Linked DNA regions of Homo sapiens: regions 1 and 2 are each linked to region 3. A link is a contact called in ENCODE Hi-C or POLR2A ChIA-PET data. All regions are on one chromosome and are shown on one strand. The core of a region is the stretch at or near the end of the contact, and the rest is flanking DNA. Distances in the headings are between cores, read along the strand shown.

Region 1 (4,529 bases), core at 1,489-3,988, 220 kb after region 3:
TGTGGGGAAGGGAGAGGGAGAGAGACAGAGACAGAGAGATAAGGAGAGAATGGGAGGTGTAAGTTGTTTTGTTTTCTGGGTGGAGCTTTGAAAGTGATATATAATTGAATGGAAAATAAATAAGTTGTTCTAGAAAGTTATAACCACCATAATGCAGGACAGGGCACTGTGGATTTTCAGAGGGTCTCCTCCTCCTGCCCCCATTGGATCTACTTTCTGTGCCATGGCCTCTATTTGGAAAAAACAGAGGAAAATAATGTAAGAGACAGGCTCATCATGAGCACACACAGCTGTCACCAGGCCATTTTATTTCCTGAAAGGTTGCTCATTCCATGGTGGCCTCTGACAGGCAGGAGGTGCCACTATTCAAGCCTCCTCCCAGCAACCCAGGACAGAATTACCGGTGCCAAACAGAAAGCTGGCATGTTTTAACCCACCCATGACCCACTCCTATATACACTGGAGTGGCAGCCGGAGGTCAGAGACAACAGAAGAGCAGCAGGGAAACTATGACCTGGAAGGTAGTTTGCGGAGTTGGGCTGATGCTGAGTCCTGGCTTCTGAAGCAAAGGCAATGGGGAAGACAGAAACAAAGAAAAAACTAAAACAAAAACATGGGGAAAAATTGGAGCGCAATGGGGCACCAGGAGACTAGGCGCCTGTACCAAATAGGATCCAGGTGCAGCTTTAAAGTATGTGCCTGCTTTATGTGTTAACATTTGCACACTCTGCCCATACTTAAACTTTTACAGTGTAATACTCTGTTATCTCTTCTAAGCACCTAGAGTGGAAGGTAGAAATTATACTCCTTTCACAGAGAGAAGGGCTTCTGAGAATAACAAAACCCAAGTGACTTTTGAATAAAGCTGCAGATCTTTCTGATTCAAGGATGACTGCATTTATACAAATTTGTTTGAGATGTTAACATTGTTGGAAGGAAATGAATCAGAAAAACTTTTCAAGTTACTTTAAACCCTATGATCCTACAATGGGTTGTGCAGAGAATCCTAAAGTACAGATCAAAATGGTTCTGACCTAAATTCATGAATACACAGTGTTTCAAGGTTAAGGAGAGTATGTGTCTGTCTCCTATGGATGTACAGAAACGAGTCCTAAAAAAAAATTGATGAGGAAAATCAATGGTGTGAACATAGCACCACATTACAAATATTTTCTCAAATGAAGGTTTTTGAAAAAGTATAGAAAAAATTCAAACGGTTGTTTGGTTACTTCTCTGATAATTGCTATTATCTTAATCCATTTTTAACATTCATAATTTAAAAGAAAATTAAGAAATTAAGAATATTAATTTTTTTCTTTTGGTAGCCTTAGCTTTAAACAAAAATAGGATATGAACATGTTAAAAGTCTATGTACAGATTTTGTGTATGTCCCTGGAAGGGAGTTTGTTTGCTGGCCAGCTTAATTTTTGACAAAGAAAAATGGGCTGCTCTTGCTTCTTGCACAAAGATGCACTGTTTCTAGAGCAAAGCAAAAAAAAAAAAAAAAAAAAAAAAGAAAAGAATGTGTGTAAACAAAAAATTTGGAAAAAAATTAAGATAATATTCAACATGATAATTTAGTATAAACTTTTTGTGAATTGATAAAATGTGTGGCTCATTAGAATTAAAAATATAACTATAATAAGAATTTTACTAATATCTGATAACTTTAACAGCAAGCAAAGCACTCTAAATTTCATTTTTACTACTTCATAATTAAAGATATAGCTTTTTTAAAAAGCTGCTTTGTCTGTGCAGTTGTACAGTACTCTAAAGTTTCCAAAAGAAATGAGGCAAAGTATTTGTGAAATCGAGCCACCTCGATTCCTTCCACAGAGCTGCCATCTGGGCTTGTTTATTTGTGTTTCCAACTTTCTGGAACAGAGAGTTTCTCTGTTAGGGACAGGGCACTGAGCAAAGGAAGTGTCTTACAGAAGGCTATCTTTTTTTTTTTTTTAACTACATTTTCAAAACTTATAGTTTAGTTTGGTCAAAAATATCAAATGACTACCATAATCACAGAGTCTAACACAATTGGAAGCCTCAGAATTGTCTTAGCAAACACTCTTCCACGATATGATGCAAGTAATATTTACTACATAATACCTTATTGTGATTTTCAAATCTTTTTCAAAATACAAACTGTCACTAAGGCTATATAGCTATTTGTCCTGGAAATCAAGCATTTTTCATAAATCCTTCTATAAATAAGTATTTGATTTAAAAATGAAAGAAGTATTTCCAAGCAATTTCCCTAATTTTAGAAGGTACATATGAGCCATGTTACCAAAATACGAAGCAATCAACAAAACAAAAATCTTACAAAGTATAATTAAGAAGCGAAGCATTATTGTTTGAATATACAATCTCATTATGAAGAACAGTTTAAAAATTTATTAAGTCAACACTTAAAAATGACTAGTAGTCTCATCTCTGAAACATTTAACAAACAAAATAGAAGCAAAAAGTACCTTGTAGAGTAAAATCCAGCAATACATATTCGTAAGCAAATTCTGTCTTTGTTTCCACTTGCGGTCTCTTCAGGGTAGAAAATATTTTTCCAGGGCTGCTATCATCAGGGTCTTCTAGCTTTCTAAGTCCGCACCCCATGGCAAAATCTGTAAGGAATTAAATTGCAGGAAAGGGGAGGGAGAGCAGCAAATTCTGTTGTTTAAGCTGCAAAAAGAAAGTTACAGACTTAACTGCTTTGATTTTGTTTTCAGCTAAACTATAGATAACCAAAAAAAAAAAAAAAAGCAAAAACCAAAAAAAAAAAAAAAACCCAAAAAAAACCATCTGGGTCCAAAGAAAGGAGTTGAAGAATTTTTCTATCCATTTTTCTGTAAAGTCATTGAACCCATGATTAAGCTACAGCTCCAGGAGGCTGGGCTTGATCTTAGAGAAACATGCAAGCTGCTACAACTTAGCGGAGAATTTCCATGCCACGTCAATTTACAGCCAGCCCCCTACCAGAGTTCTGTCGCTCAGGGCACCAGCGGTGCTTTGTCTATTCCAGTTGGCTGGATGATAAAAAGAGGTGTCCAAAAACGGAAATAAAAAGGCAAAAGGGCAACTTGGATGTAATTATCTACAAGTAGAAGATATATTCAGACATAGTGGCACACAATTCTTTTTCTGTTTTCCCTCTCCTCTCTGTCCTGCGCCTACCCTCCTTCCTCTCAACTACTACCAAGAAAGAAAAAGGAGAGAGAGAGAGAGAGGCAGTAGGGGGGTGGAGAGAGAGACAGAGAGAGAGAGGGAAAAAGAGAGAGAGAGAGTGAAAGAGAGAGAGAGAAAGAAAGAAAGAGAAAAATGAAAAGAGTGGATTCTCAACATATTTAGAAACAAAAATCATTTCCAGAAAGGAAGTCAGCTTTATGAGGAAACTATTTCTGGAGTCTAAAAGGAGGAAAGTAAAGTTTAAAAAAACAGCCCTTTAAGTCTTTAGTTAGTACTTTTGAGGATTTCTTTCCATATGAAGTTTCTTTCTGTTGGAAAAAATCATATGCTAATTAAAACAGCAAAGTATAAAAAATTTATATTAAAATATTTTTATAAAAAAGACTTTACTTAATTGCAAAGGAGAGACAGTTATGTGTGTAATTAGTTTCCCCAACATCCTTAAATAGTTTAAAACACTCTACTATTAGAAGGCTTATGATAGCAACTAATACTTCTATAGGTCTCAAAGTATCCTTAATTAAAAAATAAAACAAAACTGACAACTTGATTCATTTAATTTTTTTTTTTTTGAGATGTGGTCTTGCCTGTCACCTAGGCTAGAGTGCAGTGGCAAAATCATGGTTCACTTCAGCCTCGACCTCCCGGGCTCAAGCCATCTTCCCACCTCAGCTTCCCAAGTAGCTGAGACCACAGGCTTCAATGTGATTGAAAAAATTTTTCAGGCTTGTATTCTCTAGAATCTCAACTGTGATAAGGGTTTATTTTGTAAATAATGGAAGCAGTGGCAGAATCACATGCAACCACATCTGGCTCATTTTTGTATTTTTTTGTGGAGATAGGGTCTCACTATGTCACCCAGGCTGGTTTTGAAATCCTCAGCTAAAGTGATCCTTCTGGATCGGCTTCCCAAAGTACTGGGATTACAGGTGTGAGTCACTGCACCAGGGCCATTCAGTCTTATAAACTGCCATTTACCGGAGGTCAAGAATAATTTATAATGGACCAATTGTAATGAACGTTTATTGTATTTTACCCTTTACAGGTCAGGAAGTATGGTGCGCTCATCAAAACTGTGAGCCCTGGAATCAGGCTGCCTGGGTTCAAATCCTGCTTCTTAGGCCTACTAGAGATGTAATCTTGGGCAAGTTACTTGACCTCTTCAAGTTTCAACTTCCTCCCCTGTAAATGGTACTTACTACATAGGCTTGTTATGAAGGCTGAATGAGATAATCTTATCTCATATGTTAACACTAGGCCTGGCTAATAGCACAAAATACATTTGTTGATGCGTGTACGTTATAAAACAGGTTGGGAGTAGGAATAGGAAGGAAGTGATTCTGCCACTG
Region 2 (4,169 bases), core at 565-3,064, 200 kb before region 3:
TATTCTGCCTTATTCCAGAAACACACTCATAATCCGCACAGGGTTCTTGAAAGATTACACTAACGTTTCTTAGCCCAGCCACCCACAATGGGAGTATTCTGTACACAATTCTGTAATACACAAGCAGTGAATCTTCTGGCCTCACGTAACTAAAACAAGAAAAATACTCAATAACTCAACATGGTATCATGCTAAACTTCCAACTCCAAGACGAGGCACGGTGGCTCACGCCTATAATCCCAGCACTTTGGGAGGCCAAGGCGGGCAGATCACCTGAGGTCAGGAGTTTGAGACCAGCCCGACCAACATGGCGAAACCCTATCTCTACTAAAAATACAAAAATTAGCCGGGCGTGGCGGTGGGTGCCTGTAATCCCAGCTGCTCGGGAGGCTGAGGCAGGAGAACCTGGGAGGCGGAGGCTGCAGTGAGCTGAGAAAGCGCCACTACACTCCAGCCTGAGCAATAGAGCAAGGCTCCATCTTAAAAAACAACAACAACAAAAAAAACTTCCAACTCCAGCCTGTAATTGGCCAGAAATGTCAGTACTTTCTGAACTATCCTACCAAAGTGTCCTAACAGCGGAGGAGCATCTCTTAAATACAAAATTAATTATTCTCCCTTATGGTTATCTTTAAAATTCTTGCAAATGTTCTACCTTAGTGTGTGTGTATATGTGTATAGACACACATACATGCATACACACACACACACACACACACACACACACACATATATATATTTGCTTTAATATTAAAATCATGTTTCCTCTAAAAGTAGGGGGGAAATTGATACTGTAGGAGTATGTTCCACCTTACTGTGTGTGTATATGTGTGTATAGACACACATACATACACACACACACACATATATATATATTTGCTTTAACATCAAAATCATGTTTCTTCTAAAACTAAAGGGGAAATTGATACTCTAGGCGTATGTACTAGTTGTACTGTGGCACTTCATCATGTCCCCAGAGGGGTGCACACCTATCAGATTAACTGCCTTTTCCAAAATGCTCTCCTTCCATCCGTGAAACACATCTACAAATCAAGTTCCTAAGAGTTATTTGTCCAAGGTGCTGCCCTGAGGCCCAAGGCAATAGTTAACTGAACCAGAGAAGTATTCAGCTCAGGGCAGCCAAGGAGATTCCCTGTCCAGAGAATGTGAGAAGGAGATGAAGAGTGAGGGTCAGTCTCTCTTTGGCTGAACCTGTAGCCATATGTTCCACAACTATGGTCCAAGAAGTTGGAAAGGCGGTCTTTAGAAAAGGAAGGAATGAAGAAGACACTCAGAGAGAAGCAGACACCAGAGGTAGGATGGGAATGCTGCCTGTTCCTCACAGAGCCCTGTCTATGGGGTTACGCTTCCTGGGGCTGGGCTCCCATCATTTGGAAGCTCAGCTTCCTGAGTAGTCACCTCAGCATACACAGAACACTCATGTGAGAAACACAAGCTAAGTGACAAAAAAAGGCAGGCACAATAGAGCAGCCTGGGGCCTTATTCACCAAGAGATAAATCACTTGCTGTGGGCACACCCCAACTCTGAAAGAAAAACCAAATTAACAACCGTGCAAGCTCCTATTTGGATATAAGCTAGGTATCCCTTCTTTTCTAGCAAGAAGGAATAAACCTAACATGACTTGCATTAAACATCATAGTTTTGGAATTGAGAATCTGTAAATTGTAAGTTATGGCCCCAAAACAAAAGAAGAACTACAGGCCTGCCTGTGAACTTCCTTTTTTCTAGGCTGTTACATGCTTTGCTGTTGCCACTGACAGTGTGGTAAGAGGCGGCCCCCTGGGTTTCCCCAGCCAGGCTGCCCCATCGAAGGCAGCTACACAGCGGCCAGGACAAGCCAGCCAGAGCCAGTAGGGCTGGAGCCCTGACAAAGGCAACGACGCTCCTGGAGTCAGATAATGAAAGCCAGAGCAGGAAGGACCCTGCGCTTCATGTAAGACGTTCACCAAATAAAGAAATGTTTAATCACGCATCTGTGCTGTACATTGCAGGAGCCTTTGAAAAGCGTAATGCCTGGGTGCAGTTTAAAAATAAGGAATCTTAATCTATCTGGTCTAACTTTAGAAAATTGTTTGGAGGGGATTCTTAAGATACTCTGAATTTATACTTTCTTAACAGGGGCTGTCTTTTGTATATGTGGTTTGTGAGAAAATGTGTGATTGATCTGTAATTTGAGCCTCTTTTCAAAGCTTATAGTATCATTGGATTCAAACCATTTTCATTTAATGCTCTAGATGGCAGAACACTAAGACCTAAGCAATTAAAAAGGGAAAGATTTCAGATAATGAACTAGTTTCTAGTGACTGTCCAACAGTGGACCAGGCTCATTTCTAAATCACTAGGTGTCTAAACTTGACAACAGTTAAAACTAGATCCCTAACTGTCAGGAGCATGAGTACAAAAGATTCCTGCTGTTCTATGATGTGTTTCTGACTATGTGTCTTTGAAAGGCCTTTCAACTTTAATGCTCCAAAATTTAGATGTTCTCCATATACCAACGGCTTTATAAAAAGTAAATGTAAGCACACAGAGCCAAAAGACAACTTGAACACAAGTTATCTACATCAAAGTAACAAAACCAAAGTGCATTTGTCTTTACACCAGGAAATAAATCAAATTGAGACAGATGAACAGGAAAAAAAATATGTCATGAACCTGAAGTTAAACATCTACTTTTCAGGCTTGAATTTTTAAAAAATACACTTCTAAGATTCTTTCCCAAGAAGGCTTCATGTATATACAAATACATTAATCCCCCTTAGAATAGATTTAAAACAAAGGCCTTGGTGTTTCAGAAAATGGCATACAAAAGGGGAGGATGTAAGGCCCTGTGTATAAACAAGTCAAGAGGCTCGTATCCTAAGCTAATCGCTCCTGTGCAATGGGAGGCAGCCACATCACCCTAGTCCAGGACTTCCATGTACTCCCAGTAAATTGTAAACTGTCCTGTAAGGGGGCTTCAGCCTTCTCATAGATCACAGATCAAAGACCAAGTCTATAAAGAGAGAGGAAGAAGAAAAAAACTGTATTCATGCTTTGGGTGCCTCAGGAGGTACAGAAAAGAGAGAAGTCAGTTGATGTCTCCAAACCTCTACAAGCAGCTCATCTTCAAAAAAAAAATGGAAGAATAGGTGAAAACACCAATCCAATCCCCAAGAAGAAAGCACTCTCCTTGCACAGGTTTAGTGTTTAAAATTTCAGGTGCCTGAGCTTAAGCAGATTCCAGGACTCTCTTGGAGGTGGCAGCTATCACTGTGTAGGATTTCTTTATAGTAAAGGTGATTAGCTCTCTTTCAGATCATTTTGCAAAGGAAGTCAGTTGGACAAATGTGAGTACCATGTAGACCCACCTGGGAAAGCTAAATATTTACCAGTTCAGTTTGGTATGACAGTAGTTTTTAAGAGGTATTCTTTAAAAAACAAATTAAAAGCACACAGAAACACAGAAGTTTTTTTTTTTTTTACTTGATTAAAAGAATCAACAGGCAGTAACAGTCAGCTTTTTAGTGATTATTATAAAACTTCGGGGAAAAAAACAATCATGACTTTCTTCAGTTCCTTTTTCTTTTATTTAGTATCTTAAAACAATTCAATATTTTTGGACAAATTTTTTATTGTGTAAAGTATACATAAAATTTACCATTTTATAACTAAAAGAGTATAATTGGATTATTTGTAACACAAAGGATAAATGCTTGAGGGGATGGATGCCCCATTCTCCATGATGTACTTATTTCACATTGCATGCATGTATCAAAACATTTCATGTACCCCACAAATATATACACCTACTATGTACCCACAAAAAGTAAAAATTTTTTAATTTACCATTTTAACCATCTTTAAGTGTACAGTTCACTGGGATTAAGTACATTCACATTATTATACAACCATTACCATCATTCATCTCCAGAAATTTTTCCCTAGCCCATACTGAAACTCCGTGCCAATTAAACAATAACTTCCCATTGCCTCCCCCCTTTATCCCTGGTAACCACTATTCTACTTCCTGTCTCTCTGAATTTGACTACTCTAGGTACCTTATATAAATGAAAATCATACAATAGTTGTTCTTGCATCTGGCTTATTTCACTTAGCATAATATCTTCAAGTTCAGCTATGTTGCAGCATGTGTCAGAATTCCCTT
Region 3 (4,634 bases), core at 263-2,762:
TGAAAGTCATTTTCTTTTTCTTTTTTCTTTTTTTTTTTTTTTTTTTTTTTTTGAGACGGAGTCTCGCTGTCGCCCAGGCTGGAGTGCAGTGGCGCAATCTCGGCTCACTGCAGGCTCCGCCCCCTGGGGTTCACGCCATTCTCCTGCCTCAGCCTCCTGAGTAGCTGGGACTACAGGCGCCCGCCACCTCGCCCGGCTAATTTTTTGTATTTTTAGTAGAGACGGGGTTTCACCGTGTTAGCCAGGATGGTCTCGATCTCCTGACCTCGTGATCCGCCCGCCTCGGCCTCCCAAAGTGCTGGGATTACAGGCGTGAGCCACCGCGCCCGGCCCATTTTCTCCCAAGTAATCAGAGTTCACTTCCTCACTTCATTTTAGGCCTTTGTTCAGTGTCATCCTCTTAGAGCCCCTCCTAACCACCCTATATAAAACAGCACCCTACCATATTCCTCCCTCTTCATCTCCTTACCCTGCTGTACTGTTTAGTCTATGGGACATATAACAAGCTGCCATTGCACTATATACTAATTGGTTTCTTTCCCCCACTAGGATATAAGCTCTGTGACAGTGAAGACTTTTGCTCACTTCTCCAGCATCTAGTAGGTGCCACACAAATATCTGACTACATTTAATCAACAATCTCATTTACACCCAAACTATATTAAATAGGTAGTATTGTCATCCTCACTTTACAGTTTGCAGGAAAACTATTGGTGCACAAACCTTAAGTAAAGACCTGAAAACAAACTGAGGGAACAAGAAGTCTGGACTTGATGACTGATCACCAAAACAAGTAAATCAAAGCGAAGTCGTCTGATTAGTATGGAATAAGGGAAACCCAAATCATACGAGAACACCAATTAAAATGTGGGACACGCAGGAAGAAGGCAGACGGAACTGCTGCTGGATAACTGAGTCTTTCCTAATGACAGGACCTTATGTTGCCCTCACAATTACCCCGTGAGATAGGCAAGGCAGGCATTGTATTAGACAATCATTAACAAGCAGGACGCTGACAGCCAGGCTTCGCAGCCAGGAGTGGTGGCCTGTCTGGCTCCGCACTCACGGGTTCGGACAGTTACAGAATTAACACTCAAGCCCTGGGGCTTCCCGCAGCCCCCGGGGGGGTGGGGCTCACTGACTAGCCTCCCGGAAGCGGACCCCAGGAGAACCAGGCAGTTGGTTAATCCAGGAACAGCTCCTGCGCGGGGCGTGGACTGAGCAGTCACTGAGTATTACGCAAATTGCGCGAGCGCACGGGAAAAGCGATTGGTCGGTCAGGAGAGAGAGGTGTGTCCTGGCGGGCCCGCAGCTCCGATTGGCCGACAGGCTGACGGGAACGTTTACGGTCAGCGTGTGTCAGCGACGTGCAACCCGGAAGGGAAGAAGGGGCGTGTCAGGCTGCGCAGGCGGCCAGTCCATTGGCTGGAAGAGACCGGAGCCGGGCTCCGGGCCCGACCAGAGGAGGGCGGTGCTGCAGGGCTGGTCCGGGAGGTGACGACCGGCTTCGGAGAGTCTATCATGGCAGCTCGGACTGGTCATACGGCCTTGAGAAGGGTAGTCTCGGGATGCCGTCCGAAGTCGGCGACAGCGGCCGGGGCGCAGGCGCCCGTGCGGAATGGCAGGTAATCAACAGCGGGGGCGCTGAGACGAGAGTAGTTTTCGATTTTGGCTGCCGAGTTGGGGGACCGGAAGGATTTGGGGGTGAGGCAGAGCCGGACTCGGTGCATTTCCGTGTCTTTAGAGGAGAAGGCTTTTTTTTGCGTTTGGCATCTGAGGGACTCAAGAGCGGCGCGCATCACCTTGGGCCCAAGGCTGTGTTCGTGGCTCGTTTGCCTCGTGAGAGGCGGTGAATCATCGGCGAAGCGACTTTGGAAGCAATTTGGCCATTGGTGCCTTTGGGCTCTTCCGGTCTCCTCCCCTATGGCTTGTTGCTACTGCTGTTGGAAAGTTTTAACTTTGCGCAGAAGGGTTGCCGGCTGCTGGCTGTATGGGAGTTTGTGTTTGGCGGTGAGCCCCCTTCTCCGGTTCCTTCTACCTGCCAGATGGTCAGATGCGTTTTCCCAATTTCTGAAAGAGTGCTTTGCCCTCGCCATTTAGTGTTTACAAAACTAAATACAGCCAGCATAAGGGACTTGGATTTTTTCACTCTGCTGTAACTTACAGGTCCTGTAACCTTGAAGCATAGTCAGCTTTCGATTTTCCTGGTTGGTTCATTTTTTGGTAGGTGGGGGTGGAGATGGAGGTCGGGACACGGATACCATACTTGTACGACTTAGTTTCCTTTTACTAATAACATTGTAATATTCTTGAAAATTAAAGTTAGTGTGTTTAAAATGAATTCAGGTGTACAAAATACGAGGTGGGGAGAGAAAACACAAATCTAGTTGAGCCCCAGGACATTTAGATTAAATGAAGATCCGACCCTACTGGAAACAAGGAAATAATTTTTTTAAAAAAAGATTCAATGAAGAATTTTTAAAAACACCAACAACCTTACCAAATCCAAATCCCTTTAGACAAATGTTGGATGAGACAAACAAAATCATAAAATTACTCCTGCTTTAGGAAATAACCTCAAAAAGTAGTTTCAAGCAGAATAACGCCATCATACTTGAGATCTGTTTGTATTACTCTTATAAAATGTTGTCTTGCAAATAACACTTACTTTTGAGAAAAATACAGTTGCTTTAATGATCAAATTGAGGCTTCAGTTCCAAGATAAATACTGTTTATGATAATGAGGGCGGCAGTTTGCGTTCATTTCCAATGTTAAGCATCAGATTCTGACCTTTATTATACTTAAGTATATGAGAGAGTGGTACTGGAAGACGAGTGACAAAAAAGCTGTTCTCCATGTGGTCCAGTTGTCCAGTATTCATTTCATGGTTTAACTGTATATATGAATGTGTGTATCTTCATATCGTAGTTTAAGACATAGTATTCCTGGCAGTGCATGAAAATAGATGTGCTGTCCAGGCCACTGTAACTATAGCATGCAGATTGATCAGAAAATGTCCTGTTAGTTTGCTTTAAACACTGGTGTTTTCCTTAGGCTTGTAATCAGATTGTGTAAGGGTATTTTTTTGGGTAGGCTGGGAGGCAATACATGAACCTGGTACAAAGGTTCATGTATTGCCTCCCAGTAAATACATGAACCTTTATATATAGTAAAAAGTCAACCAGATACCCAATTCACCTCTTTAGAAGCAAAGGTCTCATCTTTTTTCAAGTAAAGGTTTCAGCACTGTTCACAGTAGTTAAGATACAGAATCAACGTAGGTGTCCAACAACAGATGAATGGTACTGGGCGCAGTGGCTTATGCCTGTAATTCCAACACTTTGGGAGGCTGAGGCGGGAGGATTGCCTGAGCTCATGAAACCAGCGTGGACAACATGGCAAAACCTTGTCTCTACCAAAAAAAAGAAAAAAAAATGTGTGTGTGTGTATACACATACACATATACAGAAAAATTAGCTGGCTATGTGTTAGTGCAAGCTTGTGGTTCTAGCTGCTCAGGAGGCTGAGATGGGAGGATCACTTGAACCCAGGAGGTTGAGGCTGCAGTGAGCCTTGTTTGGGCCACTGCACTCATTCCTGGGCAACAGAACCAGACCCTGTCTCAAAAAATAAACAAGGCCGGACACAGTGACTCACACCTGTAATCCCAACACTTTGGGAGGCTGAGGCAGGAGGATCACTTGAAATCAGGAGTTTGAGACCAGCTTGGGCAACATAGCAAGACCTTGTTTCTACAAATAAGTAAAAAATTGGCAGGGCTTGGTGGCGCATGCCTGTGGTCCCAGCTCATTGGGACTTGGGGTGGGAGAATCACCTGAGCCCAGGCAGTGGAGGCTGCGGTGTGTCATGACTATACCACTGCACTCCAGCGTGGGTGATGGAGTGAGACCCTGACTCAAACACAACAACAACAATAAAACAGAAGAATGGATAAAGAAAATGTGGTGTATATATTAATACACGATGGGAATACTATTCAGCCATAAAAAAGAATGAAATTCTGTCATTTGCAGCAACGTGGATGGACTTGGAGGGCATTATGTTAAATGAAATAAGCCAGGAACAGAAAGTTACACATGACGAGTCCTCTCTCATATGTGGAAGCTAAAAAAAGTTGATCTTGGCCAGGCACGGTGGCTTATGCCTGTAATCCCAGCACTTTGGGAGGCCAAGGTGGGCGGATCACAAGGTCAAGAGATCAAGACCATCCTGGCCAACATGGTGAAACCCCCATCTCTACTAAAAATACAAAAATTACCTGGGTGTGGTGGCGGGCGCCTGTAGTGCCAGCTACTCGGGAGGCTGAGGCAGGAGAATCGCTTGAACTGGAAGGCAGAGGTTGCAGTGAGCCGAGATAGCACCGCTGCACTCCAGCCTGGCGGCAGAGCGAGACTCCATCTCAAAAAAAAAAAAGTTGATCTTGCTGGGCGCAGTGGCTCACGCTTGTAATCCCAGCACTTTGGGAGGCTGAGGTGGGCGGATCACAAGGTCAGGAGATCGAGACCATCCTGGCTAACACAGTGAAACCCCATCTCAACTAAAAATACAAAAAAATTAGCAGGGCGTGGTGGCGGGCACCTGTAGTCCCAGCTACTCGGGAGGCTGAGGCAGG

Evidence for each region. A loop is a pair of places that touch in the nucleus more often than their neighbours do. ChIA-PET counts read pairs that join two places held with the same protein, here RNA polymerase II (POLR2A). Pooled maps may share reads with other maps.
Region 1: a loop to region 3 is called in a map of ascending aorta, with 1.9 times the contacts of the local background. The contact joins the promoter of RFTN2 here to the promoter of COQ10B in region 3. A Hi-C loop is called at or near these places in 1 of 168 maps with a recorded cell type or tissue (ascending aorta) and 3 of 50 pooled maps. POLR2A ChIA-PET finds 5 or more read pairs at or near these places in 2 of 52 experiments (PC-3 and WTC11).
Region 2: a pooled map shows a loop between it and region 3 (3-fold over the local background). The contact joins the enhancer-like site here to the promoter of COQ10B in region 3. A Hi-C loop is called at or near these places in 6 of 50 pooled maps. POLR2A ChIA-PET finds 5 or more read pairs at or near these places in 4 of 52 experiments (AG04450, CD8-positive, alpha-beta memory T cell, MCF 10A and 1 more).

Annotation. Positions count from the first base shown.
Region 1 is chr2:197,672,849-197,677,377 of GRCh38, forward strand. RFTN2 (raftlin family member 2) reads right to left here and starts at 2,739. Exons shown (of 9, transcript NM_144629.3): 1 at 2,472-2,739. The coding sequence starts at 2,610.
Region 2 is chr2:197,253,902-197,258,070 of GRCh38, forward strand. All of the region lies in intron 1 of ANKRD44 (ankyrin repeat domain 44), which reads right to left. All of the region lies in intron 5 of ANKRD44-IT1 (ANKRD44 intronic transcript 1), which reads right to left. Among named protein-coding and RNA genes, the nearest start is that of ANKRD44-IT1, 47 kb to the right of the region's middle. RefSeq lists enhancers at 2,038-2,694, 2,811-3,110. Within about 2 kb of position 1,815, at least 25 of the 41 ENCODE cell types and tissues checked have a DNase peak (open chromatin) inside an H3K27ac peak, as active enhancers do.
Region 3 is chr2:197,452,040-197,456,673 of GRCh38, forward strand. It overlaps COQ10B (coenzyme Q10B), which reads left to right and starts at 1,513. Exons shown (of 5, transcript NM_025147.5): 1 at 1,513-1,625. The coding sequence starts at 1,522. RefSeq lists enhancers at 916-965, 1,046-1,115, 1,175-1,791, 1,236-1,715, 1,736-1,785 and 1 more.